Linked DNA regions of Homo sapiens: region 1 is linked to region 2. The links are chromatin loops, found by intact Hi-C in ENCODE. Cell type or tissue: heart left ventricle. All regions are shown on one strand. Links, peaks and the distances in the headings refer to the core of each region. The heading gives the core; the rest is flanking DNA.

The links. A loop is a pair of places that touch in the nucleus more often than their neighbours do. Peaks named below come from ENCODE experiments on the same cell type or tissue, not always from the same donor. Only the 100,000 strongest peaks of a DNase experiment are listed, where the experiment ranks them.
Region 1: a loop joins it to region 2, with 2.1 times the contacts of the local background. A loop is called at or near these places in 6 of 110 quality-filtered maps.

What each region holds. Positions count from the first base shown.
Region 1 is chr3:98,836,620-98,852,389 of GRCh38, reverse strand. DCBLD2 (discoidin, CUB and LCCL domain containing 2) reads left to right here. Exons shown (of 16, transcript NM_080927.4): 3 at 2,792-2,929. Among named protein-coding and RNA genes, the nearest start is that of DCBLD2, 57 kb to the left of the region's middle. In heart left ventricle, for the core only: no CTCF peak of the experiment used is centred there; no DNase peak of the experiment used is centred there.
Region 2 is chr3:98,883,688-98,899,457 of GRCh38, reverse strand. The region is part of intron 1 of DCBLD2 (discoidin, CUB and LCCL domain containing 2); the gene reads left to right. Among named protein-coding and RNA genes, the nearest start is that of DCBLD2, 10 kb to the left of the region's middle. In heart left ventricle, for the core only: no CTCF peak of the experiment used is centred there; no DNase peak of the experiment used is centred there; H3K4me3 peaks cover 1,130 bases; H3K27ac peaks cover 802 bases.

The sequences.
Region 1 (15,770 bases), core at 4,092-12,091, 51 kb after region 2:
CTGTAATCCCAGCTACTTGGGAGGCTGAGACAGGAGAATTGCTTGAACGTGGGAGGCAGAGGTTGCAGTGAGCCAAGATCACGCCACTGTACTCCAGCCTGGGTGACAGAGCGAGACTCCTTTAAAAAAAAAAAAAAAAAGAAATATCCTAGAAGCATTAAAAGATCACATACTAGAGGAAATTTTACAAGTAAACACACATTGGAAAAGTTAATCAAGAAAATAACAAGTTACCAGTCTCTTGATCACCAATACTGCTGGGGAGAAGGGGAATAAATTGGTACAGCCTTTTTGTTTAATTAGATTCCATTTGTCAGTTTTGGCTTTTGTTGCCATTGTTTTTGGTGTTTTAGTCATGCAGTCTTGGCCCATGCCTATGTCCTGAATGGTATTGCCTAGGTTTTCTAGGTTTTTTATGGTTTTAGGTCTTACGTTTAAGTCTTTAATCCATCTTGAGTTAATTTTTGTATAAGGTGTAAGGAAGGGGCCCAGTTTCAGTTTTCTGCATATGGCTAGCTGGCCAGTTTTCCCAACAGCATTTATTAAATAGGGAACCCTTTCCCCGTTGCTTGTTTTTGTTAGGTTTGTCAAAGATCAAATGGTTGTAGTTGTGTAGTGTTATTTCTGAAGCCTCTGTTCTGTTCCATTGGTCTACATACCTGTTTTGGTACCAGTACCGTGCTGTTTGGGTTACTGTAGCCTTGTATAGTTTGAAGTCAGGTAGCGTGATGCCTCCAGCTTTGTTCTTTTTGCTTAGGAATGTCTTGGCTACATGGATTCTTTTTTGGTTCCATATGAAATTTAAAGTAGTTTTTTCTAATTCTGTGAAGAAAGTCAATGGTAGCTTGATGGGGATAGCATTGAATCTATACATTTGGGCATTATGGCCATTTTCCTGATATTGATTCTTCCTATCCACGAGCATGGAATGTTTTTCCATTTGTATCCGCTCTTATTTCCTTGAGCAGTGCTTTGTAGTTCTCCTTGAAGAGGTCCTTCACATCCCTTGTAAGTTGTATTCCTAGGTATTTTATTCTCTTTGTAGCAATTGTGAATGGGAGTTCTCTCATGATTTGGCTCTCTGTCTGTTATTGGTGTATAGGAATGCTTGTGATTTTTTCACGTTGATTTTGTATCCTGAGACTTTGCTGAAGTTGTCTATCAGCTTAAGGAGATTTTGGGCTGAGACAATGGGGTTTTCTAAATATACAGTCATGTCATCTGCAAACAAAGACAATTTTACTTCCTCACTTCCTGTTTGAATACCCTTTATTTCTTTCTCTTGCCTGATTTCCCTGACCAGAACTTCCAGTACTATGTTAATAGGAGTGGTGAGAGAGGGCATCCTTGTCTTGTGCAGGTTTTCAAAGGGAATGCTTCCAGTTTTTGCCCATTCAGTATGATATTGGCTGTGGGTTTGTCATAAATAGTTCTTATTATTTTGAGGTATGCTGATTTTGAACTTTTTAAAGCAATTTTATTCCTAAGTTTTTTAACTTTTTTGATGCTATTATGGATGGAGTTTTAAAAATTTCATTTCAGATTGCACTAGCATATATGGAAATGCAGTTGATTTTTGTATATGGATCCTGTGACTTAGCTAAGTTTCTTTACTAGTTCTAGAGAGGTTTTGTTTTGTTTTATTTGTCAATTCCTTAGAATTCACTACTCATAAGATAAAGTATCATCCTTGAAAATGATATCCTTGGAGGTCCACATTACTCTTATTCAAGTGATGTTGCCATAGCTTAAAACATTTTTGGAAGTCCTTATTCAGGCTTTCTTACACAAGTTACCAAGCACATAAGAAAATCAGTTTTTATTATTTATTAGTGTGTGTCTTGCTTTAATTTTTCTTCTTCTTTCTTTTTATCTTAGTATCTTAGATCTGTACTGAGGATATGTTATTTTTTATATATCTGATAGACCAAGCTTGTCCAACCTGTGGCCTGCAGGCCACATGCGGCCCAGGACAGCTTTGAATGCGGCCCAACAGAAATTTATAAACTTTCTTAAAACATGAGATTTTTTTGTGATTTATTTATGTTTGTTTGTTTATTGGTTGATTGATCGTGCCCAAAAGCTGTCATTAGTGTTAATGCATTTTATGTGTGGCCCAAGACAATTCTTTTTCCACTGTGGCCCAGGGAGACCAAAAGATGAGGCACCTCTGTGATAGACATTAAAGGATGAAATTTAGGCACACAGTTTTATATATGCATCTGACATTCAAGGAAAAAGCTGTGGATGGAAGGTTAAGCTTGTGAGTTGTCAGATCATAGTTAAAGCCATGGGATCAGATATGATCACCTAAAGAGATTAACTAGAAATCCAACAACCCTCAGAAGTAAAATTGAGTAGGTCCAAAAAAAGGCTTGAGGGATGACCTGAGGCTGGAATCTAAGGGGTTTGAGGGAAGCACTTTAAGAATACTACTAATTAATCATCAATTCATTTGTGAGCCACCTGCCTGGATGAAATATTTTGTTAATTTTTTTTTTAGTCCCTCATTATTGTTTTGAAAGAGTATACATGTCTTTCACAGGAAATTAATCTCTATAAGTTCAGTGATGCATGTACTGCTTTTCCTTTTGAATCATTTGAATAGACATTACTTGTCATTTTTTTCCTCCAGAGCAATATGATTGGTAATCATTAAACATTTTAGTCATTATTCCATACTAATTTAACAGCCAGCTTGGTATATTATTCTGCTTCTGTTATCTACATTGCAAATATTATTGACTTCATGAGAGTCATCCCAAATAATCTGCTTTTCTTTCATTCCTAGGCAAATACTGTGGTCTGGGGTTGCAAATGAACCATTCAATTGAATCAAAAGGCAATGAAATCACATTGCTGTTCATGAGTGGAATCCATGTTTCTGGACGCGGATTTTTGGCCTCATACTCTGTTATAGATAAACAAGGTAATTTTCACCTTTTGCAATGGTTCCTACAGTTTGTAATTTCTAACAACAAAAATAAAATGCTTTTTTTAAGTACCTGTTTTCTGAAATTGGAATAGAGCAGAAAGACTGAACAATTAATAGCACATATATAAATTTGACAAATAAGGTGAGTTCAGTTTCAAAGTTCCAAAAATAAAAGTACATAAACGTTACTTCCCTTTCCTTAGTAAAGGAAATACTGCTGAAATGCTGATTTTTTTTATTTTTATAAGATTGGAACACGAGCTATAATAACTTTTTTTTTTTTTTGAGACAGAGTTTTGCTCTTGTTGCCCAGGCTGGAGTGCAGTGGTGTGATCTCGGCTCACCGCAATCTCCACCTCCCGGGTTCAAGCAATTCTCCTGTCCCAGCCTCCTGAGTAGCTGGGATTACAGGCATGCGCCACCATGCCCAGCTAATTTTGTATTTTTAGTAGAGATGGGGTTTCTACATGTTGGCCAGGCTGGTCTCGAACTCCTGACCCCAGGTGATCCGCCTGGCTCGGCCTCCCAAAGTGCTGGGATTACAGGTGTGAGCTACTGCACCCGGCCTATAATAACATTTTTAAAATTTATAAATTATTGAAATGTTTTATATCAATTTAAAACATTATTATTCACAGTTTACCACTTCATAGTGCTGTGTTAAAGACCATACTACCATTATTTTCAAAGAATAAGATCTCACATCCCCAGGAGTACCTGAGGAGTGCTGAGACAGCATGAAATAAACATGGGATATTTCTAAATTGCTAATGTTTAGGAGGAAAATGTGGTGTAAAGGGGGAAAATTAAAAACAAGGTTATTCAGATGCTGGTGAGGTTGTGGAGAAAAAGAAACCGTATACACTGTTTGTGGGAGTGTAAGTCAGTTCAGCCATTGTGGAAGACAGTGTGGCAATTCCTCAAAGACCTAAAGACAGAAATACCATTCAACCCAGCAATCCTATTACTGGATATATACCCAAAGGAATATAAATTATTCTGTCATAAAGACATAAGCATGTGTATGTTCATTGCACCGCTATTCAATAGCAAAGACTTAGAATCACCTTAAATGCCCATCAGTGATAGACTGGATAAAGAAAGTTTTGGACATGTATACCATGGAATACTATGCAGCCATGAAAAAGAATGAGATGTTCTTTGCAGGGACATGGATGGAGCTGGAAGCCCTTATCTTTAGCAAACTAATTAATGCAGGAACAGAAAACCAAATACTGCATGTTTTCACATATAAATAGGAGCTAAATTATGAAAACACATGGACATATAGAGGGGAACAACACACACTGGGGCTTTTGGGAGGGTGGGAGGTGGGAGAGGATCAGGAAAAATAACTAATGGATACCAGGCTTAATACCTGGATGATAAAATAATCTGTAAAACAAGCCCCCATGACGCAAGCTTACTTATGGAACAAACCTGCACATGTACCCCAAACTTAAAAGTTTAAAAACAAAAGATTATCAAATAGAATAAAATCCAAAATTTACCTGAATCTCTAAGATAAAATGCAAGACCTGCATGAACTCTCTCACGTGTTTTAGCTGCTGTGGGATGTGTTCATTTCCCCCTGCTATATAGGGGTACCATGATGAGAAAGTTTAATAAGTGTTGCTAGTACAAGAATATATCAAAACAATCATTTAAATTTTTAACAGTTGATTATTTTGATATTCAGCATTGAATTAAGTTACCATTTAAAAGTTTAAATTGGCTTTTACTTCATATTGTATAAATGAGGAGATTCTCAAGAACCTCCTAGTTGTGAGAATGCTGGGCACTGGGAATTATAGGGGAAAGCAAGCGATTCCTCCTCAGCTATGGTGGGCTTGAGATAAACACGATATGTCTTATTGAAAGTTTCATATAGAAAGTGATAGAGGAGAGAGCTGTTCTGTGTGGAGGAACCTGCCTTTCCTTAGTTTATAAGCAGTAGGGCAAGATGTGAAGGCTAACAAAATCTTTCATAGTAAATGAGAAGGAAAATTCATTTGGATGAAATAATAGAAAAGAACTAGAAACATTATGCCAAATGAACAATTAATATTTTCGACAGAACCAGGAAAACTTAGTCAGTGTGATGTTATGGAAAGGACTCTTGGTATCCCTGCCTCTGCCACGTGCTAGCTGGCTAACCTCTGGCCAGTCATTTCACCACTGTGAGTTGTATCTTTGAATGGATTCGTTGTGAGGACTGAATCTAATAAAAACATGTGTACTGTTTGTAGGCTCATGACATAGCAGACACATACAATGTTAGTTTCCCCCCTTCTACCACTGTACACATGCATACACGTGTTCCCCACCCCTACCACCAAAAGAGTAATGTAGAGAACACAAGTGAGATGATAATGGATTACCGTCCTTTAAGTTTTACTTATTGAAAGTCTTGGGTTGATAGGTGAGAGGATAGAAAATAAAGTTAATTTGCTTCTTATTTTCATTAAGTTTCTTAATATCAGGTTAAATTATTTATTTTGATTCATATTTTTGCTTTTCTCTGTTATTTATCAAGTTGAAGGTTTCTGGAAAATAAGTATCCTGTTTTTTTAAAAAAAGGTTCTCATATTAGATATTTAAATTATGAGGCTTTTTGGCCCACAGAAACCTTAATGTCCTGCATGAAATTTACTTAAGAATTGGCTATGACCTCAGATAAAAGAATCAGTATGTTGTGTAGCTTACAAACCTGTACCAAATTTCAAATGGCTATATTCTATTTTAGATGAATCTTAGCTTCCAAAGATTTTTGAAACAACCACCTTAATCAGGAATTTCTTGATACTAAAACTTTCCAAAGTCATAATCATCTTGGGAAATCTCATTTAACAGCTCCTAAAATCTTATTATTTTTTGCCTGTCTTTATCCCATCCATCAAGCATTTGTTTTATCTGAACTAGAATGAATTGCCTGAACTATATTCAAGACAACACTGGTTGAATTTCTTATTACTTCTTCTTGGGTGGCTTTTTGATGACAATTTCTTATAATGACTCATTAATTTGAAGGTTGCTTGGCTTTGGTTGAGGTCCTCAGTATATTTTTATCCAGGAAACTTAACTGCCACAATGAATTCCATAAATATTTTCAAGGAACCTAGCTACATGTCCCTAGCCTAGAAGTCTAGTTGAAGATTTAGAGTATTTGGGAATGAAAAGATTGTGAAAAATATTGCTTCATCAGCTACTTCATTTGTTAGGCTCTCAAGATGACTTGTGTTATAGCATGGGTTGTTGATAGAGTCATCATTTTGCATGAGATAGACTAATTCTCATTACCTTGTGCAAGAGCCCATTATAAAAATCTATTCCTTTTGATTCCTTATTTCCTGCCCTATACTTGGCACCAAGGAAACAGCAGTAGATAAGACACAATCACACCTTCATGGAACTTGCAGTATAGGGTTGGAAAAAGATATTAAACGATTACTTCATTGCAACTATGAAATAAAGTATGGTGAAAGAATCACCAAATGATAGGGGCCAGAGGTGTGTGGGGAGTGGAAGATTGATAAAAAGCAGAGTTTTCCTGAGGAAGTCACTTTTAAGCTGAGAAGTGAAGGATTGGAGTTTCCAGGCAGACAAGGAAGGAAAAACATTCTACAGAAGGGAACAGCAGGTGCAAAAACCTGATGGTAGAGAAGAGCTCTGGGAGAACTGGAAAAGAAAGCAGAGTAGCTGAAGTAGATTGGGTTGGGGGAGAGTAGGCTTCATTATTCTGAACCTTACAGAAAATGTAAGGGTTGGAGCTTTTTCCTAAGAGTGCATGGAAGCTGTTAAGGAAGATGTTAAGAACAGAGAAGTGGTGTGACTGGATTTATGTTTTTGTTTATGCAGTCTTCCCTGCTCTGTGAAGAGCGGGTCAAATAAAAGTAAGAATAAATGTAGAGAGGCCCGTTAAGAGGCTGTCCGAGGAGGCAAAGCAGAGATGATTGAATTAAGAGGTCTCGTTATAAATGTAACTAGAATTATGCCAGTTTGTAAAGACTGTAGAGTCAGACATATCTTCTATAGGGAACATTTCGATGAATTAGAGTTTATCTTGGTGGAATTTAAGCTCTAGGAAGAGTCTTTGAGCATTAGGAAGCCCTCTTGGGTAAAGCTCTGAGCTACAGTAATGCCCGGGTTGTATCTTGGGCTCTCTACCTGGAGTCCTCTTCCACTTTCATTTCTAGTTTTCATTAAATTTTTAATAAAGCTTTTTCCCCCCTCTGCTATTTTTAATGATCTTTGAGCAATAGTTTTCAGCTTTTTTCATTACCAGTTATCTCTTTCCATTTTCACCTATAAACCTCATTTTTGAAAGATAGTGAAAGGAAAAGTTCCCATTTCCTCAAGCAATTTGATATATAGAAATATGAATCAAGACTTCCAACAACTATGAGAGGACTAATAATTTCTACTCTAAAGTAGCATAATCTCAACAAATTTCAACTGTTCCACAGAAGCAGCCACTAAATACTTCCTTATACAAACAACCACATCTATAGTCCTCATAATAGGTATTCTCTCTAACAGTCTATTCGCCACACAGTGAACTATAATAAATACTGTTAATCAGTTTTCATCTACCACGGCCAGACTTTCTGAAAATTTGAACGTGTATGTGGACCTTTGTGGTATCTTGGACTTTTATACTGGCAACCCCTGTTTAGAAGCTCTATAGAAACTCCTGAGTTACTGCTGGTGTTACTGAGTGAGGCAGAACCTACCACAGTAAGGTCCAGACTCAGGTAACTTGGATCTTTTAATTTAGTATAATAATGAATGTGGCCAGGTGCGGTGGTTCACACTTGTAATCCCAGCACTTTGGGAGGCCGAAGCGGGTGGGTCATCTGAGGTCAGTAGTTCGAGACAAGCCTGGCCAACATGATGAAAACCTGTCTTTACTAAAAATATAAAAAATTAGCCGGGCGTGGTGGTGGGTGCCTGTAATCCCAGCTACTCAGGGGGCTGAGGCAGGAGAATCGTTTGTTTGTACCCGGGAGGCGAAGGTTGCAGTGAGCCAAGACTGCATTACTGCACTCCAACCTGGGCAACAAGAATGAAACTCTATCCCAAAATAATAATAATAATAATAATAATAATAAATGCTACTGACATTTTATTCTGAAAAGTAGATTTAAAAACAGTGGTTGTCATTGGAATTGAAAAATAAAATGAATTTTATAGATGATCTAAATTTCTGTTTTTGAATCTGTTCAACAATGACCAGTTTCTAGGAGGAACTGGACATTTGTAGAATGGTTCTGGGTGACGAATTTTTTAAGTTGTAGTTATAAAACAGTGAACTCAAAAGAAATATATACATTTGCATTGAAAGCTTCAAGTCCTTCAAGACAGCATTTATTCATATGTACCATAATTGGGGTGTGTGTGTGTGTGTGTGTGTGTGTGTGCATGCATGATTGGAAAGTGGTGATCCTGGTATTCTTTTTGGAGAACATGAAATTGTCACTTAAAACATAATACTGAATCTTACTACTTTAGATTTCACCAACTCGAAATTTTGTAGTGCTCAGTCTATAAAGTTTGCCTTTATTTTGGACGGGAGAAATAGTAAATAGTTTAAAATTTCATGTGAAATAATGTAGATATTAATATAGTTCCTAATCGGAACTCATAAACACATGTTCATTCATTGTCTGCCACCCCTTAGAATCTGATGACAGTGCACTTAAGACTTGTAAACAGCTGAGCCTGGAAAATATTCCCATTTAACAAGATTATCATTGCTATATGATGGATTATTTTTAGAATTAACACCAATAGTATAAAAAATATTTGCTGCATTTTTTAACCACATCATTTTTGCAAATATTTGCCATTTTTTCATTCTTACATCAGATTATATGAGTTTGCAAATGAAACGTAGGGCTGACTAGATAATTCCTTTCTAGCAGAGTCCAAATTTCTGTAACCGGTTATTTTTTTCCTGCATGGAATGTTTTCGGCTTTGAAAATAGAGTGTGAATTCCTTAGATTGTTTGCCTTCTTAACCGTACAGTAATTTTATAGAATCTGTTTTGTTTCCAGTACTACAATTGGCTAGGTTCCTATTTGTTATTTTTATATTGGGTTCCAAATTTTGGTTCCTGTATCTGGCAAACATTTTAAAACTCTGATACTATTAAACTTAGTAAGATTTTATTAATGAAGTTTCAGTTTACATTCCTATCTTTAGATATGCTTTTATTTCCATACAAATGAGTATGTATAATGTTTGTATGTATAATATAATTAACACGCAGAAGAATATTTGTAGTTTGGTGTCAGTTTGTAGAACAAAGGTGCTGACGAACAAAGTGTTACCAATTTTGCAGAGAAAGAGAATTTAAACACTTAATCTGTTAAGATGGTGTTAACCTGAAGAGGCAATTCACATTACAGGATAGAGTTTATTCCAAGCTGTTAGATAAACCTGAAGAGCATCTTAATGATTTTAATGTTTTCTATGTTTTTAATTTTTTTGGCATATTAGGAGTGCTGAGAAGAGACTACATACGTGTTTGTGCTGTCCTGTGCTGTACAGTGGCTCTATCCTTCACTGTTGATAAATACTAATGTATTTATTAGCTTCCTAGATACTGTGTAGGTCACAAAATAATTATGCTATATTTTAATGTTTTGTATTCATTTTTTAGTGTATGGAGATTTAGATAAGGAGTTTGATTTGATCCAGTTAACCATGTGTAGCTTATAGCGTGTTTGACTACATAGTTTATTGCTTAGGCAACTGAGCTATGCTTTATATCATCCATAGGAAAGCATTAATTATTTTCATCTGAGAAAATTTTTTCTGGGCTTCTACTGTGGACTCTGCTTTCATAGATGACATTGTTATATTCTTAAGAGAAACATAAGGTTTAGTGTCCACTCTCAGTATGTAAAAGGAGAGAAGAGGTAAAATACCTAGTATAGTGTCTGGTACTTAGTAAATGTTAATTGGCTCTGAATCACTATAAATTATGTTGTACTATACTATATATGTAAATTTCTCTTAACAGAATTGCAGATGCTAAAAAATCAATGCCAGATTCCTATAATAGGAGCAAGGAATTAGTCTTAGGACCACACAATAATATTGTCAGGAGAATTTAGCAGAAGACCAGGCTTATCCTACATCCTTTAGCACTTGAACAGAGTAGCTGTTCATATATCTACGATGCAAGGCTATTGACAAGATGAGAACTATGAAAGCAAGACCACATATTGTTTAAGGCTCTGGGAAATTGGTTATTTAAATAATTTTAGATCACATAAGAGAGAAGAATGAATAGGTGTACATTTTCTTGTTTCGGCCTATATTTTCTTATTTCTAGTAAATAATACAGTAACTTTGGAACAGTACTTCTGTGCTTTCTTTTTTGAGATGGAGTCTTGCTCTGGCACCCGGGCTGTAGTACAGTGGCACGATCTCAGCTCACTGCAGCCTCCGCCTCTCGGGTTCAAGCGATTCTCCTGCCTCAGCCTCCCAAGTAGCTGGGACTACAGGCACACGCCACCATGCCCGGCTAATTTTTTGTATTTTTTTTGGTAGAGACGGGGTTTCACTGTGTTAGCCAGGATGGTCTCGATCTCCTGACCTCGTGATCTGCCTGCCTCGGCCTCCCAAAGTGCTGGGATTACAGGCATGAGCCACCGTGCCTGGCCACTTTCTTGAGTTAGAATAAATATAGGCACTTGAGTTCAACTGTGCAAAAATGTTTACAGCAAATATAGTTGTCATTATACCAACTTATTGTGGTAAGTGATGGCTACTGACACTACTGAGGGTCTTTTTCAATTCATTCAAGAACACAAAACAGTATTGAAGGAAAATCTAAATAAATATATTTTGCAACCCTACAATCTCAGAAATAGCCAACACTGTCAATCAAAAATATTTCTATGATAGTAACCAATGTGCTGATATTTTTTGATTCATTTGTTAACATAAAATATATTTTCATGGTATTATATATGGGTCAACATAAGATTTCAAGTTTAAATATTTCATGCAACAGTTACAAAGTTCTCTAGCCTTTGCAGTTATTATGTCTTGAAAATGTTTTTAATTGTACTTTATTTTTTTTAAATGTATATATCAGTTATGGCAGATAATATAGCTAACTAAGTTTGCAACTGTCTTAGGAAATCTGATGTTGGTGTTTTCAGAAAACCTGACGTTCCTCAGGCTGTTATTGATTATTGGCTTGCCTTCACATTTGTATTCTCTCCTGCTCTTTCTCACAATCACATTATCCTGCCTTCAGAGCCCCATCTGAGATCTGCCTGCTCTGGACAGCCCTCTAGGATTAGGGAAGGCAGGTAATGGGGAAGGATAGAAACTCTTTTTATAGATACTATGGTTACACTTCCTTTGGGTTAAACTCTACTGTGAAGACTAGTGTATATTCAACACTGAAGATGCTCTTTTGGGGGCTATACAGAAAAAGAGGGAATGCCAGTTTGCTTCAGCAGAATCCCTGAGGGCATTCTGTTTACTACTGCCATCGCTGTTATCTACAACACCCAAATGAAGTGTACCATATGTGTGATACTTCGTGCAGTAATGTGTTACAGTCATTTGTATGTATTGTTTGATTAAAATTACCAGAATAAAATTCTATGCAGAGGCTGTCAGTTTAAAACGTAGCAAATAACAGGCATGGGGGCTCACATATGTCTTCTCAACAGTTTGGGAGGTTGACGTGGGAGGATTGCTTGAGGCTGGGAGTTCCAGACCAGAAAGGTAGTGAGACCCCCATCTTTACCAACAATTTAAAAAATTAGTTGGGTGTGGTGGCACATGCCTGTAGTTTTAGCTACTTGGGAGGCTGAGGTGGAGGATTGCTTGAGACCAGGAACTTGAGGCTGCAGTGAGCTAGGATCATGCCACTGCACTCTAGCCTCGGTGACAGAGCAAGGAAAAAGAAATGTAAATTATATACTGCCCCGTACTTTGAACATATCACTGATTTTTCTAGTATTATAGGACATATTAAAGTGGATCCAGCAAGATAAGTGTTTTCTCAGTATTTATTATAATCTAAGCACTTCACATGTAATAAGTTCATCTTTTAAGTTGCTCAGTCCAGAAATTTTAGTGTATCTTTGACTCCTCTCTTTTTCTCAAGCTTCATATTCAGCTGCCAATTCTTCGAATATATATGTACATGTACCAGAATCTGACTACATCTTAACAGCTCTACTACTACCACTCTATTTCAGGTTCCAACTTTTACCTCAATTACGGCAATAAATTTCTTACCTTTGTTTTTGCTGTTTTCCCCCTTCAATCTACTCTGAATTCAGTGGTCAGTATGATCTTATTAAAGTGAAAGTTTCATCTCACTCTACCAACTATCCTTATCTCCAAGATGCTCTAGCATTCAGCTTCCCATTACTCATCTGACTTCATCTTTTACTTGTCTACTGTGGCCTCAAACATGCTGAGCACATTTCCTAACAGGGCCTTTGATTCCCGCTGCCTGTTCTCAGATTCAAATACCTAACACCTCACTCCCTCACCGATTTTAAGAGTTTTACTTAAATGTCATCTTCACAGTGATGCCTGATCTGACCACTGTACTTAAAATTGTAACTCCCTAACTTTTTAAAACTTCCTTGTTCTCATTATTTTTCTAAAGTACAATACACATTCTAACACAGTATTTTTTTCTTACTAACATTGTCTTTTACCTCCCCCACCCCACCCAGAGGTATACTCCCTATACGAAGGAATTTTTATCTGGTTGTTCTTTGTTTTATCTCTGGTGCCTAGAATGACATCTGGTCATAACACATGCTTATTAAATATATGCTGAATGAATAAATGAACGAACTGCCAGCCCTGGCTCTTTTACTAGGCTTTATTTCACCCATCAATACAGATATGCTACATATGAAAGGACACTGTTATTCTATGATAGTTTCTTTTTATTTTATAACAGTCTTATTAAGTTATAATTCACACACCATACAATTCCCTTATTTAAAATATACAATTCAGGGGGGTTGGCCAAGGTGACCAACTAAAAACAGCTAGTGTGTGCCGCCTTCATGGAAAGAAATAGAAGGGGCAAGTAAATACAGCACTTCAACTGGAACACCCAGGTACACAAACGGATTCATCAAGAAAACAACTCGACTGCATTCCAGCCTGGGCAACAGAGCAAGACTCTGAGAAAGAAAGAGGAAGAAAGAAAGAATGAGAGAGAGAGAGAAGGAAAGAAGGAAAGAAAGAAGGAAGGAAGGAAGGAAGGAAGGAAGAAAGAAAGGAAAGAAAGAAAGAAAGAAAGAAAGAAGGAAGGAAGGAAGGAAAGAAAGAAAAAGAAAGAAAGAAAGAAGGGAGCACAGGGTTGGGGGTAAGGTCACAGATCAACAGGATCCCAAGGCTCCCTCTCCCTCTCCCTCTCCCTCTCCCGACGGTCTCCCTCTCATGCGGAGCCGAAGCTGGACTGTACTGCTGCCATCTCGGCTCACTGCAACCTCCCTGCCTGATACTCCTGCCTCAGTCTGCCGAATGCCTGCGATTGCAGGCACGCGCCGCCACGCCTGACTGGTTTTGGTGGAGACGGGGTTTCGCTGTGTTGGCCGGGCCGGTCTCCAGCCCCTAACCGCGAGTGATCCGCCAACCTCAGCCTCCCGAGGTGCCGGGATTGCAGACGGAGTCTCGTTCACTCAGTGCTCAATGGTGCCCAGGCTGGAGTGCAGTGGCGTGATCTTGGCTCGCTACAACCTACACCTCCCAGCCGCCTGCCTTGGCCTCCCAAAGTGCCGAGATTGCAGCCTCTGCCCAGCCGCCACCCCGTCTGGGAAGTGAAGAGTGTCTCTGCCTGGCCGCCCATCGTCTGGGATGTGAGGAGCCCCTCTGCCTGGCTGCCCAGTCTGGAAAGTGAGGAGCGTCTCCGCCCGGCCGCCATCCCATCTAGGAAGTGAGGAGCGCCTCTTCCCAGCTGCCATCACATCTAGGAAGTGAGGAGCGTCTCTGCCCGGCCGCCCATCGTCTGAGATGTGGGGAGCGCCTCTGCCCCGCCGCCCCATCTGGGATGTGAGGAGCGCCTCTGCCCGGCCGAGACCCCGTCTGGGAGGTGAGGAGCGTCTCTGCCCGGCCGCCCCGTCTGAGAAGTGAGGAGACCCTCTGCCTGGCAACCGCCCCGTCTGAGAAGTGAGGAGCCCCTCCGCCCGGCAGCTGCCCCGTCTGAGAAGTGAGGAGCCTCTCCGCCCGGCAGCCACCCCATCTGGGAAGTGAGGAGCGTCTCCGCCCGGCAGCCACCCCGTCCGGGAGGGAGGTGGGGGGGGTCAGCCCCCCGCCCGACCAGCCGCCCCATCCGGGAGGGAGGTGGGGGGTTCAGCCCCCGGCCTGGCCAGCCGTGCCGTCCGGGAGGGAGGTGGGGGGGTCAGCCCCCCGCCCGGCCAGCCGCCCCGTCCGGGAGGTGAGGGGCGCCTCTGCCCGGCCGCCCCTACTGGGAAGTGAGGAGCCCCTCAGCCCGGCCAGCCACCCCATCCGGGAGGGAGATGGGGGGGTCAGCACCCCCACCCGGCCAGCCGCCCCATCCGGGAGGGAGGTGGGGGGGTCAGCCCCCCGCATGGCCAGCCGCCCCGTCCGGGAGGGAGGTGGGGGGGTCAGCCCTCCGCCCGGCCAGCCGCCCCGTCTGGGAGGTGAGGGGCGCCTCTGCCCGGCCGCCCCTACTGGGAAGTGAGGAGCCCCTCTGCCCGGCCAGCCGCCCCGTCCGGGAGGGAGGTGGGGGGGTCAGCCCCCCGCCCGGCCAGCCGCCCCGTCCGGGAGGGAGGTGGGGGGGTCAGCCCTCCGCCCGGCCAGCCGCCCCGTCTGGGAGGTGAGGGGCGCCTCTGCCCGGCCGCCCCTACTGGGAAGTGAGGAGCCCCTCTGCCCGGCCAGCTGCCCCATCCGGGAGGGAGGTGGGGGGGTCGGCCCCCCGCCCGGCCAGCCGCCCCGTCCGGGAGGGAGGTGGGGGGGTCAGCCCCCCGCCCGGCCAGCCGCCCCGTCCGGGAGGTGGGGGTGTCAGCCCCCCTGCCCGGCCAGCCACCCCGTCCGGGAGGTGAGGGGCGCCTCTGCCCGGCCGCCCCTACTGGGAAGTGAGGAGCCCCTCTGCCCGGCCAGCCGCCCCGTCCGGGAGGGAGGTGGGGGTGTCGGCCCCCCGCCCGGCCAGCCGCCCCGTCCGGGAGGGAGGTGGGGGGGTCGGCCCCCTGCCCGGCCAGCCACCCCGTCCGGGAGGGAGGTGGGGGTGTCGGCCCCCCGCCCGGCCAGCCGCCCCGTCCGGGAGGGAGGTGGGGGGGTCGGCCCCCTGCCCGGCCAGCCACCCCGTCTGGGAGGGAGGTGGGGGTGTCGGCCCCCCGCCCGGCCAGCCGCCCCGTCCGGGAGGGAGATGGGGGGGGTCAGCCCCCCCGCCCGGCCAGCCGCCCCGTCCGGGAGGTGAGGGGCGCCTCTGCCCGGCCGCCCCTACTGGGAAGTGAGGAGCCCCTCTGCCCGGCCAGCCGCCCCGTCCGGGAGGGAGGTGGGGGGGTCAGCCCCCCGCCCGGCCAGCCGCCCCCTCCGGGAGGGAGGTGGGGGTGTCGGCCCCCCGCCCGGCCAGCCGCCCCGTCCGGGAGGGAGGTGGGGGGGTCGGCCCCCTGCCCGGCCAGCCACCCCGTCCGGGAGGGAGGTGGGGGTGTCGGCCCCCCGCCCGGCCAGCCACCCCGTCCGGGAGGGAGATGGGGGGGTCAGCCCCCCCGCCCGGCCAGCCGCCCCGTCCGGGAGGTGATGGGCGCCTCTGCCCGGCCGCCCCTACTGGGAAGTGAGGAGCCCCTCTGCCCGGCCAGCCGCCCCGTC
Region 2 (15,770 bases), core at 362-8,361:
CAACATGGTGAAACCCCGTCTCTCCTAAAATACAAAAAATTAGCCGGGCATGGTGGCACATGCCTGTAGTCCCAGGTACTCAGGAGGCTGAGGCAGGGGAATCGCTTGAACCCGGGAGGCGGAGGTTGCAGCGATCGCGCCACTGCACTCCAGCCTGGCGACAGAGCGAGACTGTCTCAAAAAAAAAAAAAAAAAAAGAAAAAGAAATAGCCAGTCTAATCAGACAAGCAACATTACTTCATTTTTTAAGGTTTAATATAATTTTTTTTTACCAGAACATTTTAACAAATACATTTCTCTTTAACAGTGTCATCTTATGTAAACATCAACATAAATAGAAATGATTCTGATAATTAAAAGACTTTTTTTTTTTTTAGTTCTTCTAAATTGCTTGGGTAAATTTTGCTAAATCATTTAATATTTAATCTCTTTGTACCTCAGTTTTCTACATCATTAAGGTGAGCATGCATACCTATCTCATAGCTTAATATAAATGAAATGATAGTATGCAGGAATTTTGCAAAGGGAAAAGCTTAAAATAGCTATAAATGATTATTACTAATCTCGATCTTACTAAGTTGATAAATTAAGAGCTAATTAGGTATACATCATCTGAAAACTCACAATTATTTGAGATTTGAATTTTCTCATTTTTAAAAATTAAATTTTTTACTCAAAGGACCCTAAAGCAGCCCGTGGTGGAATTCCTTTTAAGCCAGTCTTCCCAGTCTAACAGATGTTCTTTAGGGTCTACTGATATTCCCTCACATAACCTGAAAAGAAGTCTGTTTAAAACACCTTTAGAATTTTTAATGGGATTTGTACATGTTGTAATGTTCAGCTACAAGGTAGAGTTTTTACTCTATAAGAAGTCTTAAGACTGGAAGGAAATAAACTGTTGACAGTTGTTGTCTTTTGGTGGTAAAATTGTGGGACATTTCTTTATACTTTTCTAAATTTTCTGTAATTCGCATATAGTCAGAATAAAAATTAAACTGCAAAAAAGGTTTCTTTGATAGATTTTTTTTCTTTATTTGACAACTGAAGGTAGAAATGCATCTAGTATGGAGAGGTAGAAATGTGCTTCAGTGTCTTTTTTCTTTCTGACATCATTTTGAAATAGCAGAATATATTACCTTCATTCCAATTAATGTCATACATAGCTATTCCTCAATAGATTTTCTGTTCACAATGACCTTTCTTTTTATTTGGCTCCGAATAAAATGTATCATTAGTTTGAAAACTTACCGACTTTTCACAACAGATGTATTTTAACCAGTTCTGTTTCACTTATAAATTTATAAATATATTCTGTTTACCTCTATTTATTATGTTGATGTTTCACATATGGCTTGTATTTGTGTAGAGTTCTAAGTTGGATATCAAGAAGTTGGTCTTCGAAATCTTTTTTATTGAAGACTTTTTTTCTGTAAAATGTACCTCTCAAAAAAATTAAATTGGTGAAACTTATGCTGGTAGCATATTTGCTATTGTATTAAATTTATTGGAAGTTGATGGTTTACTATGATTTTAGGTCTCTGGTTTCCATTATGACTGTAGGAATTTGGGTTACTTCATATCAGGAGCTCAGCTTCCTCATTTGTATCCTGGAAGGCTTGCCTACTTTCTTGGTTAGAATGTAATTTGAACATGGTAAAATATCAGGGAATTAATTCTTAAAAACCATTAAGCCTGATTTGTTTGGGCCTATTAATATATAACATGTTGTGAAGATATTAGTTTTTCTTTGCTAATTTAATCTGTGAAACAAATCAGGTTCATTCTTAAAAAGGATGTTTCAGTTATTTGAACATATTTGGAACCAATATGTGAAAAAGTTTATATTCTGTCAAGGAATGCCTTTATTTGCTTGTGATGCAGGGAAATATTTTTGAACAATATTTGTGAGTTGCCAGAAAATAAAAACTTATTTCTCTCTGCAAATAAACATTTGTAATTATTTTTCACATTGACATTAGGTTAATTTAGAAATTTCCATTGTCTTTTCTTTGTCTGATAAAACATTGGGGCTCTTATCCAGTTTTGTTCAGAAGCAAATAAATCAAAGCATCCTTTTCTGCTATATTTCTAATTAATTTTACAAAATGAAAATTAGAAGCAGCACACAATCCACACGTGTGAATGATCAGATTGAAACAGCACATTTTTGAAACTTGTAAATGAAAAATTGATTCTAAGATTGCAGGTAAATTATAGGTAGATTTCTCAGTGTTAGAAACAAAAAGAACATATTATTTTCCCTGGGGATAGTTGATAATTCCATTTGAACATCTGAGCCTCATTTTAAAGACAAACATGTAAAAATATCTTAAAATGGTGGAATTGGCATAAGTAAAATACCAGTAGTAGAATTAAAATGACAAATTAATTTCCAAAAGTTAATAGATCATGTATGTGGGAAAGGGCTAGATTTACATAGGAGTAGAATTTAAATTTAGGACTACACTTAGCAAAGTGACACTGGGAAGTGAAGCTCAGGTAGTAATGTTGGACATTAATTGAATGCATACAAGTAGACAGTTTCTGCTTCCACTTCTTGATATATTTGGAAGGATATGGAATGATGACCCAACAGTAGAAGGATGAGGAAAAGCTTCATAAAGATAGTGATATTTGCTAAGTGTGATTGTTGAAATATGAAGTGAGACAATTTGGCAATTTTTCTGATGTGGCTCCTGGATTCGGTTTTCTTTATAACAACCTTACGGCCATAGGACTTTGTATTTATTTTTAAATATTGTATGGATAACAATGATTATTACTCAAAACTAAAAACGTAGATGATTATCCACATTTCTGTCTTCTAATCCATCGACTTATAATTTTTAACTTTCCTTTCTATTACATATTCACATACCTGCATAATCTTTTGTAGTTGTAATTTTAATAGTGTGTTCATGTAAAATTAACTTATAGGCTAATTTAGCACACATAAGCATACCTACAAAATACAGTAAAACAAAAATTTCAAAATGCAAAATTTTATCATAAGACATTCAGTATTTATAAAGTAATTACTGTATTGTTCAGAGCTGTTATTGTATTTAATTGAATTCTTCATTCTGGAGAAAAATCTTTGAGAAAGTATTTCAGTTCAAAATGTTAGTTTAGAAACAAATATCAGGCTAATTTTTCAGTTCATTATTTGGGTTAAATTAGTACAACCTATGAGGACAGAAAATACAGATATTCAAATAAACTAGTATCTAATGAGTGCCAGTGCAGTACCCACTGAAGCTGATGAGATACTCATGATTTCCAAGGGCTACTAAAACATCATTCACCAGCTGAACGTGCACCCTGATGGGTGTGTAATTGAAAGAAAAACTTTGATTTGCTGCTTGAATTATGGGAGAATCCCAAGATGCACGTTCCCTCAACTGCTTTTTAAGGAGAGTGGCCCAGAATTCCCTGCAAGGCTTTTGTTGAGTAGGGTGTGTGCAACCTTGCCTTCAAAACTGAATTGCCTGGGATCAAAGAGAAGGTATTGGCACTCTTTATCATTCTCTCATTAAGAACTATCAGTATGAAGGGGTACCAACTGTGAACTCTCAAGAGAGTGTGCATGTACCTCAGTATAGTCCTGAGACATTCAGAGAAGAGTAAAACATTGTTATTGTCTTCAGAGAACCTACAGTCTATTTGAGAAAGTAATTCAAGTTGGAATATATATAATAATAACCAAGGAAGGATATCAGAAGGTTATGTAAGGCAGAGAGAACTCACCACTCCTGGAGAAGCAGGAGACGCCTACTATAATAATAATCAAGGAAGGTTATAAGAAGGTTGTATAAGGCAGAAAAAGCTCACAACTCCTGGAGAAGTAGGAGACGCCTCACTGATAAAGTGGTTTTAGATTGGTAAGCTTTGAAGTTTGGTAGGTTTCTTGTCCACAAGGAACAGCAGATATTTGAAGAGTAAGATCATAAGATTATAACCTGGGGAGTCAGGAAAGTGGGAGTGTGAAAGCCCACCCTTTTAGAATGAGTAGCAAAACTCATTCTGGTCATGCTCCACTGTTTGCTTCTTGAACTCATGCCCTGTGTCTGCCCAGTTATTGGAAAAACGTTGGTTGGTTACTGTGGGCCAGGCATGGTACCACATGCTGGGGCATTTTCCTCTTGGAGCTGTGTTAATGACTTCCATAGTGTTGCCAGCAGCCCCTTTATCATCTGTAAGATACCGTCCAAACTCCTTTGCGTATCATGTAAGTAATTTTTTTCACAGTCTGGTCCCTCCCTTTCACTCTGACTTAATCTAATGCCAGCATTTCTCACACTGTATAGTTCAGATATGAGACTGAGCTAATTTTATTCTTCTAAGATATAATTTCATGCCATTTTGCCTTGTTCCCTATACTAACCTCTTCATATATGCAGTTTCCTCTACTTGAAATGCTCTTACTTTCCTTGTCTTCTCGGTAAACTCTCGATCAGCCTTCAAAACCCTTCTTGGGTATCATCCCTTTATGAAGAGTTCTCGAACAGTCCCCACACACTCATCTCCGGATAATACATTCCACACTGTATTCTAAGTATTTATTCCTGCCAGCGGAGAGAGTTTTATTCATTTTCTTATTTCTAATACTTATCATAGTGTCTGTCATTCAAATTATGTGAATTAAGAACCCCATTTCTAGAGTTAATCTGCTACCCTGAGCACATTATTTGGTTCATCCCTTGGCACCGGCATGCACTTCATGCTGTTGTCCTTTGCCTAATCCCCGTAAATTAGTGGTCAGTTCAGGAGCCGGGAACAGAGCCATGTCTTGACCCTTACTACCTGTTTGCTCAGAGCCTAACAGTCTTCCCAGCCTTTCCCAGTCCCACCTCTTCCCAGGAGGAAGACTCCTTTGCTGCACACCCTTGACTATGAGAGGAATCCTTCAAGCTGAAATTCTGAAAATAGACATGCCTACTTCTTAGAAAGCTCTGCTCCCCTCAGATGGGTCATCCTTAACAACCGTGACAGCCTAAATCAGTGCCAGCAATTTGGGCACACTTTCTCCTTTGCATGCTTTCAGCTTCTGACTTCAATAGGCATCTCCAATATTATAAAAGTCCCCCTAGTTTTTGTTCTCGTAGTTGCCTGTCTCCTTTTTCTTGCCAGTGGATGTTGCTGGGGAGCATTCAGGTAGCTTCACTAATCTGGTGTAATAGAAAAGTAATGAGAAATGGAGGCTGGAACGTATTGTGGAGGACTTCCCATTGAGGGGCAGACTGAGGAGTTTGTATCTGCGATGTTAGGCCTGACATTAGCCTCAGGTGCTTCCTCTTTCACCTGGTTCATTTGTCTGTCACTAGGTTTGGTTATCTCTTCTCAACTCAGGCACCCCAAATCCATCATCTCAACAATGCTCTTTCCGTGATCTTGGACAGTTCCCAAACTTGGGCCCATGTGATAATCCCCATTCTCTGCTTTCTCTGGTTCTGGATAGCTCATAGTTACAAGATTAAGTCATGTGGTCATCGTGATTAGATCTGCCACAAATGAGGTCTGGCTAATCAAGTCCCAAGTGGGGATTACTGCTTAGCAGACTATCTCACTTTGTAAAGCTGATTTGTACAGCCGAACTCCTGCCCTGCTCCTAATCCTTGCACAGTATGACTTCCTCCTGACTGAAACCTTGTCCTCTTCCTCTTTATCAGAGCACTGCTACATTGGGGAATGTGAATTTTGTTTTGGCATGCTTTACACTTTGATGGCACTTTTACTTTATATCTGGAAACATGCTCAAAATGCCACTGGCTTTTACATATCTCTTTTTTCATTGCTTTGTGGTACCTTGTATCTCTGCTTTTTTCAGTGACGAGCTTTCTAAATGGTAATCTACATTTGTGCTGTATATTTTCTTAGTGACTGGCACACAGCAGATATTTGTTAAATTGTTAATTTATTTTTTAACCCTTGCAATAAAAAAGCAAGGGTTTTGTTTCTGCTTTACTGAAACTGTCATTTACACTGTCAGATTTTTGTTTGTTTTGGTTTTTGTTTTAGTTTGAAAAACCAAGCAGCTTTGCCTATCTTTATTATTGGTTTCTTTTTTTTTTTTTTCTTACTACAGTGGTCTTTGAAAATCTGGAGGCTTTGGACTTGGACATACCTGGATTTAAATAATAGCCTTGTTGAACTTGACATCCAGTTACTACTCTAAATATTTTAAAATATGTAACTCATCTTTCTTTTTAGACTGTAACGAGGGCTGGGATTGAATCTGGGTAGCAAGTAAATTTTTGTTCAATGAATGAATCAATATGTCAAAGAAAATTTTGTTTCATTTTACTCTGCAGTTAAAATTTCCATTTTTATATGTTTCCGTTCCACTAAGACTCACTTTTCCATCCCTCTTCCCTTTATCCCCAATTATTGTTCCACCCCCAGCTCAGTGAGAGGAGTCAGAGCATGCAATAGAGGAATGTGGCAGAAAGGCATGACTGTCTCCAGCCCACCCAAATCTTAATGTGAGTTCTGTGCTCTCCTTTTTGACCTTTGCTCTGCCTCTTCAGCCTTCTGCCTGTTGGTGTGCTTCAGTGTTTTTTGATCCCCACCATCTCAGATCATTTTATCTCTTCTTTCCTGATATACCTTTGTTTCTGTCTACTCTTGGCATCCTAAAAGCCAGCTTTATAGGTCTGGATGTGAGGTGGACATTCTTTTGCATGCATGGAGGAAGAGTGTTTTAGTTAGGACTTTTGAGGTTATAGAGAACAGAAATCCATATCTGATTAAGGTAGAAGGAGAAACTATTGGGAGGATTGAGAGGGGAAGGCAGGAATGCAGCTAGACTTCAGGAACCAAGGACTCAGCTTAGTTCTTCCCTCTTGTTTCAGTCTGGCTTTCTCTTTGTGGAAGGAATCATGGCTGCTGGCAATCCCGAAGGCTTACGGTTTTAACACGGAGAAATTCTGTATTTTCCCTATTGTACAAGGTCCAGGAAAGGGTGAGTTGGCCCTCACATTGACCCAGTGTGATTCAGTACCCACCCTTGGACCAGTCAAATAACCAGGGGGCATGAGGTCATATTAAAACTGTTGGGAAACTGCAGAGCACCTTCCAGAGAAGGATAAGGCAGGGTACTAGATAAACAGAGGCATCCTCTTCTAGGAGAAAGAGTGTTACATTTATAAAGAGACCACTGTATTTTAAAGAAGTTCTTACTGAACCTTTACATTTATCTTGGGAGATGGGTGGTGGTATCCTCATCCGTGAGGTAGTTGCATCCTCACCAGTATACTGGTTAGGGTATGTAAGCTTGTGGCAGTTAAGTGTCCAGGATCTTGAAAACTGGCATGTCTAGAATTTGAATCTAAGTCTGTTGGACTCCAAAGCCTATGTACTTTCTAATGTGTTAGTTGTCTACCATAACATTAGTTTAGGCTTATTTCTCATTCAACAGCATGTGCTAAGAGCCTTGTATGTTTTATTTCTGTGTGTATGCTTATAAAGGTGAGTAGAATGCATTGCCTTTCTAACCAAATTTTATAGGTTGGTATGGTAACCTGACATAAATATGCATAATTAAGCATATTAAGTACAGAAAGATATTATTATGGAAATAGGGAGAAACACCAGGAGCTTCAGAAAGGTTTCACAAAGAAAATAACATTGAGTAGGTATTTGCTAGGTGGATAAAAGGAGGAGGGACGTTATTCTTGGCAGAGTGGAATGTTAAGTGCAGTGGCACAGAGGTGAGAGCGTGGAGCATGTGGGGAGTCACCTATAGTTCAGGACTGTGGAACAAAGAGGTTGTGGGAAAAGTGAAGAGATGAGACCAGAAAGGGAATCAGGGGCCAGATTATGATAGCCTTTGTATCCTGGCTGAAGCATTTGAACTTCGTTGTATCATCAGTGGAAAACAGTTAAAGGATTTCTAAATAAGGGACCTACATGACCCAGTTAGTATTTAAGAAACTCTGGCTGAAGTGTGGACAGTGGATTAGAGGGAGAAAAGATAGAAAGTGGGGAAACCTATTAGAGAACTTTGCAAGGGCCTGCACTTGTTCAGAGGGACTAAATTTAGAACTGCTAAGGAGATAAAAAGTATAAAATATAATGATTAGTTAAATTTGAGAGAGCCAAGTCAGTTTAATATTGAGATTTTTCTTTCTGGAATCTTCTTCCTCTTCCTGCATTCCACTTCTCTCATTCACCAGGATTTCTACCTAGCTAACTGCTTGCTTGCTTGCTTGCTTTTTTCTTTCTTTCTCTCTCTCTCTCTCTCCCTCCCTCTCCCTCTCTCCTTCTCCCTCTCCCTCTGTCACACATGCACACACACACACACATTCTCACACTCACACTGAAGCACTCATTACTTCCCTGTAGTACTCATCATCCCTGGAATGACTCTCTGTGTTTGTCTTACTCCCTATATTGTAAACTCTGTAAGGACAGGGGTCTTGTCTGACATTTTTACTGTTGTTCCTAATACCTAGTAGCACACTGCTGGACATGTGGAGGTTGTTCATTGAATGCGTAGGACATGTGGAGTTTCAAATGAAGTGGAACTTCTGAGCAAAAGTGCTTAGTATGTATATAGATAAGATTGAAGACTTTGGAGCTTTCTCCATTTAGTGACAACTGAAGTCAAGGAGTAGATTGCCCACATAGAATACAGAGTGGGGAAAGAACTCTGAAGAATAGCAACATCAACAGCTGGTAGTAACAAGGTTACATACAGTTAAGGTCTGCGAGATGCAGTTGGAGGGTTAAAGGAATTAAGACATGGGAGGAGAGATTTAAGAAGGAGGGAGGGGAGATATGAAGTAAGGGAGAAGGAAGCAAGAGAAGGAAGTGCCAGCAATGCCAGATGCTGTAGAAGGTAACAAAAGATAAGGATGGAAAATTCTCCATTGGCTTTTGGCAGCTCAGAAACTGACTGCTTTAGTGAAGAGTTTCATTGGATATGTAGATCTGTGTGTTTCCTAGGGCAGCTGTAACAAAGTACCACAAGCTTAACTGACTTAAATTTATTGTCTCACAGTTATGGAGGCTAGAATTCTGACAGCAGGGTGTGCAGAGGGCCATGCTCTTTCCTAAGACTCTAAGGTAGGATCCTTATCTCTTTCTAGCTTTTTGGTGATTGCAACTCTTAGCATTGCTTGGCTTTTAATATATCACTCCAGTCTCTGCCTCTGTGGTTACATGTGGTTCTCCCTGCATCTCTGTCTAAACTTTCCTCCTCTTAGAAAACACCAGTTGTTGGATTAGGGCCCACCCTAACTCCAGAATGACTTCATTTTAACTTGATTACATTTGCAAAATCCAGTTTCCAGATAAGGTCACATTTGTAGGTACCAAAAATTAGGACTTGAACATGTGTCTTTTTGAGGGACACAATTCAACCCGCAACAGTCTTGAACGTGAATTGCAGTGCATTGACATTAGAAAAGGAGGCAAAGAAGACATCAAGTATAGGCAACTAAAGAAATCTATGTACAAGAAGGAAAAAGTGAGAAAAAGGTGGTAGATGGGGGGTGGTGAGGGGACACCATGTAGAAGGAGGTTTTGTGTGTTTTTAGTTGTTACCCTTAGTGTTTTAAAGCTTGTAAAACTGCAGATCCAAGGCCCCACTGAAGAACTACAATTACAGGTTATAATTTGCAAAAAAGGCAAAATCAGTTGTCTTGCAAATATAAGATAAACACACCAAATATTTTGTTCAACTCATTCATTAATGAGGGAATCAGTAAAATGTTAAAACTGTCCATAGAGTATTTGAGAAGCTAGGTGTTTATAGGCAATGTTAGGATATGATAGCTGCATTAGATGGCCAAAACTGATTAATGGCCAACAAAGCCTTAAACTTTTACCTATAGGTTATTTTTTCAACTATAGAAAAATTATGTGCATCTTTACCAAACAATCTGTAAGTTAACATGTAACCAAGACTGCAACCTTTAATCAGCATTAAATAGCAGGTGGTAATTATTTTGCCCTATAACTTTGAGTGGCTTTTGCTTTTTATGACATTTAAAGGATGTGCTGCACACTTTTTTTTTACCCTATTTCCAAGTTTCAGGTCATCTTTCTGACATACTTGTTAGAATCCAGGGAGGTGGAAATAGGAGCCTGAGAACCTTTAATTAGCCTGTAAGTGATTCTAACATTGACTTGACTTTGAGTACCACCAAATAAGAGAAAACTGAGAGGCTTTGAGTGCCCATCTGAGGCTGGAACCCATTACTATCTGATGACACTCATCTCCTGGGTTTTGTGAGTTTTTTCTCTTTCTATAGTGCTCAACTCTTTGACAAAGAGAAATTATTTAATGATCTAGGGTGGAGCTTTTGCCAGGCAGATATATGCTCAAGAAGAATACAGTGGCTAGAAAGCGAAGATATCAGAAAGAGTGTAGTTAATGTATTGGACGTGAGGCCCAGACTAGGTAGAGAAAGAAGTGAGGCCAGGATCAGCTTAACAGATGGAGAGAGAAGAGAGAAATCCAGTTCACAGAAAGTATGCAGTGGGTGTAAGAGAGCTGAGAGGTCAGGAGACTGTAACCAGAAGAGCGAGATGTTAAAGTTTTTAAGATTTCAGAGTTGGGAGTAGTTTCCAATAATGGCAAAAATAAAGTCCAGGTTGTGGTCCTGAGAGTGAGTTACTGAACTGCAGTAGAGGTCATTGGGTTGATTAGTGAGCATTACTTTCTCATAAATTTATACTTTCTACAAGACACTAGAAGCTTTAAAGCATGCTATAAATTTAAATTTCCTAAAATAATGTGCCATTGTTCTCTTAACTTTCGCCAGATTGTAGCCAAGTGTACTGGGTCAATAAACAATGGGCAAAAGCTGTTCTGATCTTTTATGACAATAATAGTACTCACAAATATTTATTGAGCACATTGTTATGGCTTAGGACCTTGACACCAGTTGTTTTCGTATGGTATGTCGTTTAAATCTTAACCTTGGTAGCTTGAATTGTTAATATTCCCATTTTACCCCTGGCAAAACTGTGATTTAGCAGCAATAAGTAACCTTTTCAAGGTCATAGTGAGTGGTAGATAGGACATTTAAATTGATTGTATGACTCCAGTGTGTATAACCATTGCATTCTAGGTAGAGTATGTGCATGGTGGAGTTGAAGAGGATTTATATATAGCTCACATTCCTTCATGTTATTCAGTTTTGTAGATTATCACACATGCAGAGATGAGTTTGAGCTTAAAAAGAATGAAGCTGGGGGCAATGTCTTTTTAAAAAAATGGTCACATTGACCCTCTTTGGACTCTGAATGCATGTGCATCTTATGCAGTATTTTAAAAATTAAATAAATGAGCTATCAAGCCACAAAAAACCATGGAGGAAATTTAAATACATTCTACTAAATGAAAGCAGCCAATCCGAAAAGGCTACCAACTATGTGATTCCAACTGTTTGATGCTCTGGAAAAGGCAAAACTAGGGAGACCCGAAAAAGATCAGTGGTTACCAGGGTTTTGGGGGAGGTAGAGATGAGCAGGTGGAACATGGGATTTTTAGGGCAGTGAAACTACTCTGTGTGATACTATAGTGGTGGGTACATGTCATATATTTGTCCAGACCTATAGAATGTACACCAGGAGTGAACCCTAATATGAACTGTGGACTCAGGGTGATAACAATGTGTCAGTGTAGGTTCATCAATTGTAACAAATGTATCAGTTTAGTCAGGAATGTTAATAATGAAGGAGGCTATGCAAGTGTAGGGGCAAGGGATATATGACAAATATCTGTTCTTTCTATTCAGTTTTATTATGAACCTAAAACTGCTTTAAAAAGTGAAATATATTTTAAATACTAAATTTATGTTATATATGTTTTACCACAATTTAAAAACTGTAGGGATGGAGAAAGATATACCTTGTGAACACTAAAGAAGACTGGAGTCACTGTATTAATTTCAGACAAAACTTCAGAACAAGGAAAATTACCAGGGCTAAAGAGGACATTAAAAAATTAAGTGAAATTAGAGTAGTATTTGAATTATCTGAGATTTGTAGTGATGCAACTTAACAAACCTCACAATTACAAGGTTGATATAGTACTTCTGGTCTAAAAATTCACAGTACCAAATAATAAAAACTTTATTGTAACCAAATGAAATCAGATACGTTAGTTAACAGTTGCAACTTACTCTTCTGAACACTTTTCTGTTTCGTAAAAGCTCCATGCTTTCTCATTTTAAGATCTCGCAGATATATTATGTGACCAAAGTGACAGTTATTTAGAGCAAGTATAGTCAGACTCACCAGTTCACCAAAAAAAACCTTGAAAACTCACTGGAAAAGTTTAAACCTTTGCTCTCCATTTTTGGCATATTTGTGCAAGTGTATCCTGCATTTGCTGTTAAAGGAAATAATTTTGGAAATCACAATGTTCATATTATTAAAATTCAGTAATGCATATATAAGAATATAATTAATACAATTTATCAGTAGTGATATGGCTAAAATCTGGGGGTGGCTGGAAAGTCATATGGAATCAGCATCACAAGCACATACTTAAACAAAAAACACACTTGATTTGGAGTTTAATTAGAGTAGCCTAAAAAAGCATGCATTCTTTGTTGCAATAATTCATTATCATTTAAATACGTTTAATTTTCTTTCTCTTTTTTCTAGGGATAAGTAGTAAAAAAAAAAAAAAAAGGGGGGGGGTTTTCCTGTAATAATATCAAAATTTGTATCTGGCTTAACACATCTGACCTTACACTCTTCAGAGGAAGTGAACACATGTTCTATGAGTAATTCCCTAGATAAATGTGCAGCCAAAGAATCATTAAGATCAAATTCCAGTGTTTATTCTTAGCTGAAATAAAATTAAAATTCAAAAATTAGGTTAACAGGCTTCTACCCTTTTTGATCAGTTATAGTCTGGTGGAGAACATGTCGAGGAGGAAGATGAAAAAGAGAACCTGTCAGTGATAGTGCTGATGGAGTTTGGAGAAGGAGAAAGTTAGTGAAGTTGGAGTTGGTGAGAATGTATGGATTGGTGCTCTGAATGTTGTTTTTTCCAAGAGTAGTTTTACTCTTTTTGTCAATTCTGCCTTATGAGCAGGAATAATAGTAGGTGGTGTAGCCTGGTCACAGATCATTATTCTTCCCAGTGTACAAAGCTACTCAGAATTAATAGCAGTCACAGATGATTACTGTTAGCTCCTTTCCCTCCTAATGTTAAGAGCTCCTGACCCAGAAAAAATATATATCATTTGAGGTCTGTAGACTAATAAAAAGCATTTCTTTATGTTAAAGAAAAATAAAACATTCCTTTTACTTTTTTTAAAAATTGGAAAGTCGGAACATAAAACTCTTTAGTATAACTGCTGATCTTTGGGGGAAAACCAGTCTCTTAGTGAATAGAACAGCATTACCCTTTGGGCCAAATGGAACCCAGCCAAGAGCTAAACCAGATCTTTTTTCTGAGATTTTCTAGCTTTAACTCTAAGTCAGCACTTAACCTCAGCACTATTCACTTTTAAGGTTGATCATTCTTTGTTCTGAGGGACCTCCTGTGCATGATAAGATGTTTTAGCAGCTTTTCTGGCCTTTACCTACTAGATGCCAATAACACCCCTCCCCCTCCAGTTGTGACAACCAAAATTGTCTCAAGACACTGCCAAATGGGAGGTAAAATTGCTTCTGTGGGGTCCTCTTCTCCTCTGCCCTGCAACCCACCTTTTGAGAATCACTGCTCTAAGTGTATTACATAATTGGTTGATCAAGAATGTTTTCCCAATTTTAGTTCTACTTTTAAATATTTTGTCGTATTTTAAGTATCTTGGTGGAATAGGCTTTACTTTTAAGAACTGTAAAAATAAACTGGAAACACATTTCTAATTTAGGGGTGAAAATGAGAACGAGGTCTTTCCTTGATTTGCAAATTCAATGTTAAGACCTTTGCATACCTAGCACAGTGTTTTTCAGATTGCAGTTGGGGACACATTAGGGGGTCATGAAATACTTTAGTGGGTCATGAGCGTGCATGCGAGAGTGTATAGGGTCACGATGTAAACGGTATTTCTTTTGGAATAAGCAAAAAAAATATGTATATGTCTAGCCTTCCCTTTTGAACTGGAGTATTCTGAACATATATTTCATAGCAGTAGGTGCTTAGTTAAGCTATTTATCCAGTCAGGTTAAACTTGTCAAATATTTTTTGAGATACAAAGCATTCAAATTTGTTCATTGCTGTAGATTGGAGACCTGTTGTTAACTTTAGTTTCTGGTGCATATCATCTTGCTTGCAAGAGGAGGAAGCTCTGAACTCCATCACATATTTTAGAACATTCTTGGCACGTTACTTGTGGACTGTTCCTGCCCTCCCCCTACACAAGGTTATGAAAAAAGACAACTCTGTAATTATTTTCTTCATCAGCATGCATGCAAAAGTCCTGTTTTTCATCAGTTAGTATTTCTTTTGTTAACTTTTGTAGAAATTATCCTTCATGTTGGAAAGGGCAGTAAATGTTCGTGTATTTATTGAGAATCAAACATGAGCATAAGACACCTAAAAATTACTCCTAACACTCTGCGTGTACTCTTTGTAAAAATCATTTTTAAATGACAACCGTAAGTTGAATAATAGCCTACAGGGAATACCTTAAGTGTGACAATCTGCCACTACAAAGTCGTAGATTCAGCTGTTAATAGAAAATACTTGAGTTTCTGAAATTCATCTACACTTTCAATCACCTTAAAAGCTGCCTTTGTTTTCTATTTACTAAAGAACGTGCATTTATATTTTGAGTTACTTTGTTTATTCAGTGGTTATTTTATGAAGATTGAACCACCTACAGGAAGAATGTTTTCATCTTTTCAGTAGTAAGGGCATTTCAGACTAGTTTTATAATGTTAGGAACTCTGTCTTAGGGTGGTAGTTTTTTCCTCTGAGGAAAAATGTTAGTGATTGTTTAAGAGTTATTTATCTTACAATTCATTTATTTTCACAGTAGATTTTTTTATATCCCTATGTTTTTAATTTAGCTGATATCCAGCAGAGATATTCAAGGTATTTTCATGCCAGTTTCAGGGGAAATTTGTGGTTTTTTTTTTTTATGGACTGTGTAACATCCTACATTTTATATTTGCAAAAGACCAGTGGATATATTGCACAGAAATCCACGTTTATTACATTCTGCCCTTATATATTTTTGTGTTACTGAGTTGCTATGCCTAGTTCTTGTGTATGAAATGAAAGCAAGTATAGAAGATAGCTAAAATTTAATGTTGATTAAAAACTAAGCTTTGTGTGAGAGATACTTGTTCAGAAAGCCAGATTTCTAGTACTGACCTTTAAAAGTAGACTAAGGAGCAATACTAATATGGATTCAACAATAAAATTTCTTTATCAGCCAAGGATACGATTTTTAAGTATTATCATAAGAATTTAGGTACAAAGTTGTTCCATCATTAAAGTTAGCTTTGAGACTAATTTGAAATTACTTTTTCATAGATTAATGTACAGTTTCCTTATTCAATTAATAAACATTTATTTAGCATCCACCACTTACTAAAAACTACATGAAATTCTTATTCATAGGCTTTTGAAAGTTTTCATCTTTTCTAGCAAATATTAGCACTACATTTGTTCTTAAAAATAATCAACATAGTAGAAAGTTCTATTACAGCCCTCTGTGTCCATATTGAGTTTAGAACTCAGCAGTGTCACTTTTAATATAGTTTTTGTGTAAGTGCTGTACTGTTCCAAAAGGTGATTTGTAAATAACTGTTTTGAAGGACAAAATGCTGTTATTTTAAAAGCATATATTCAT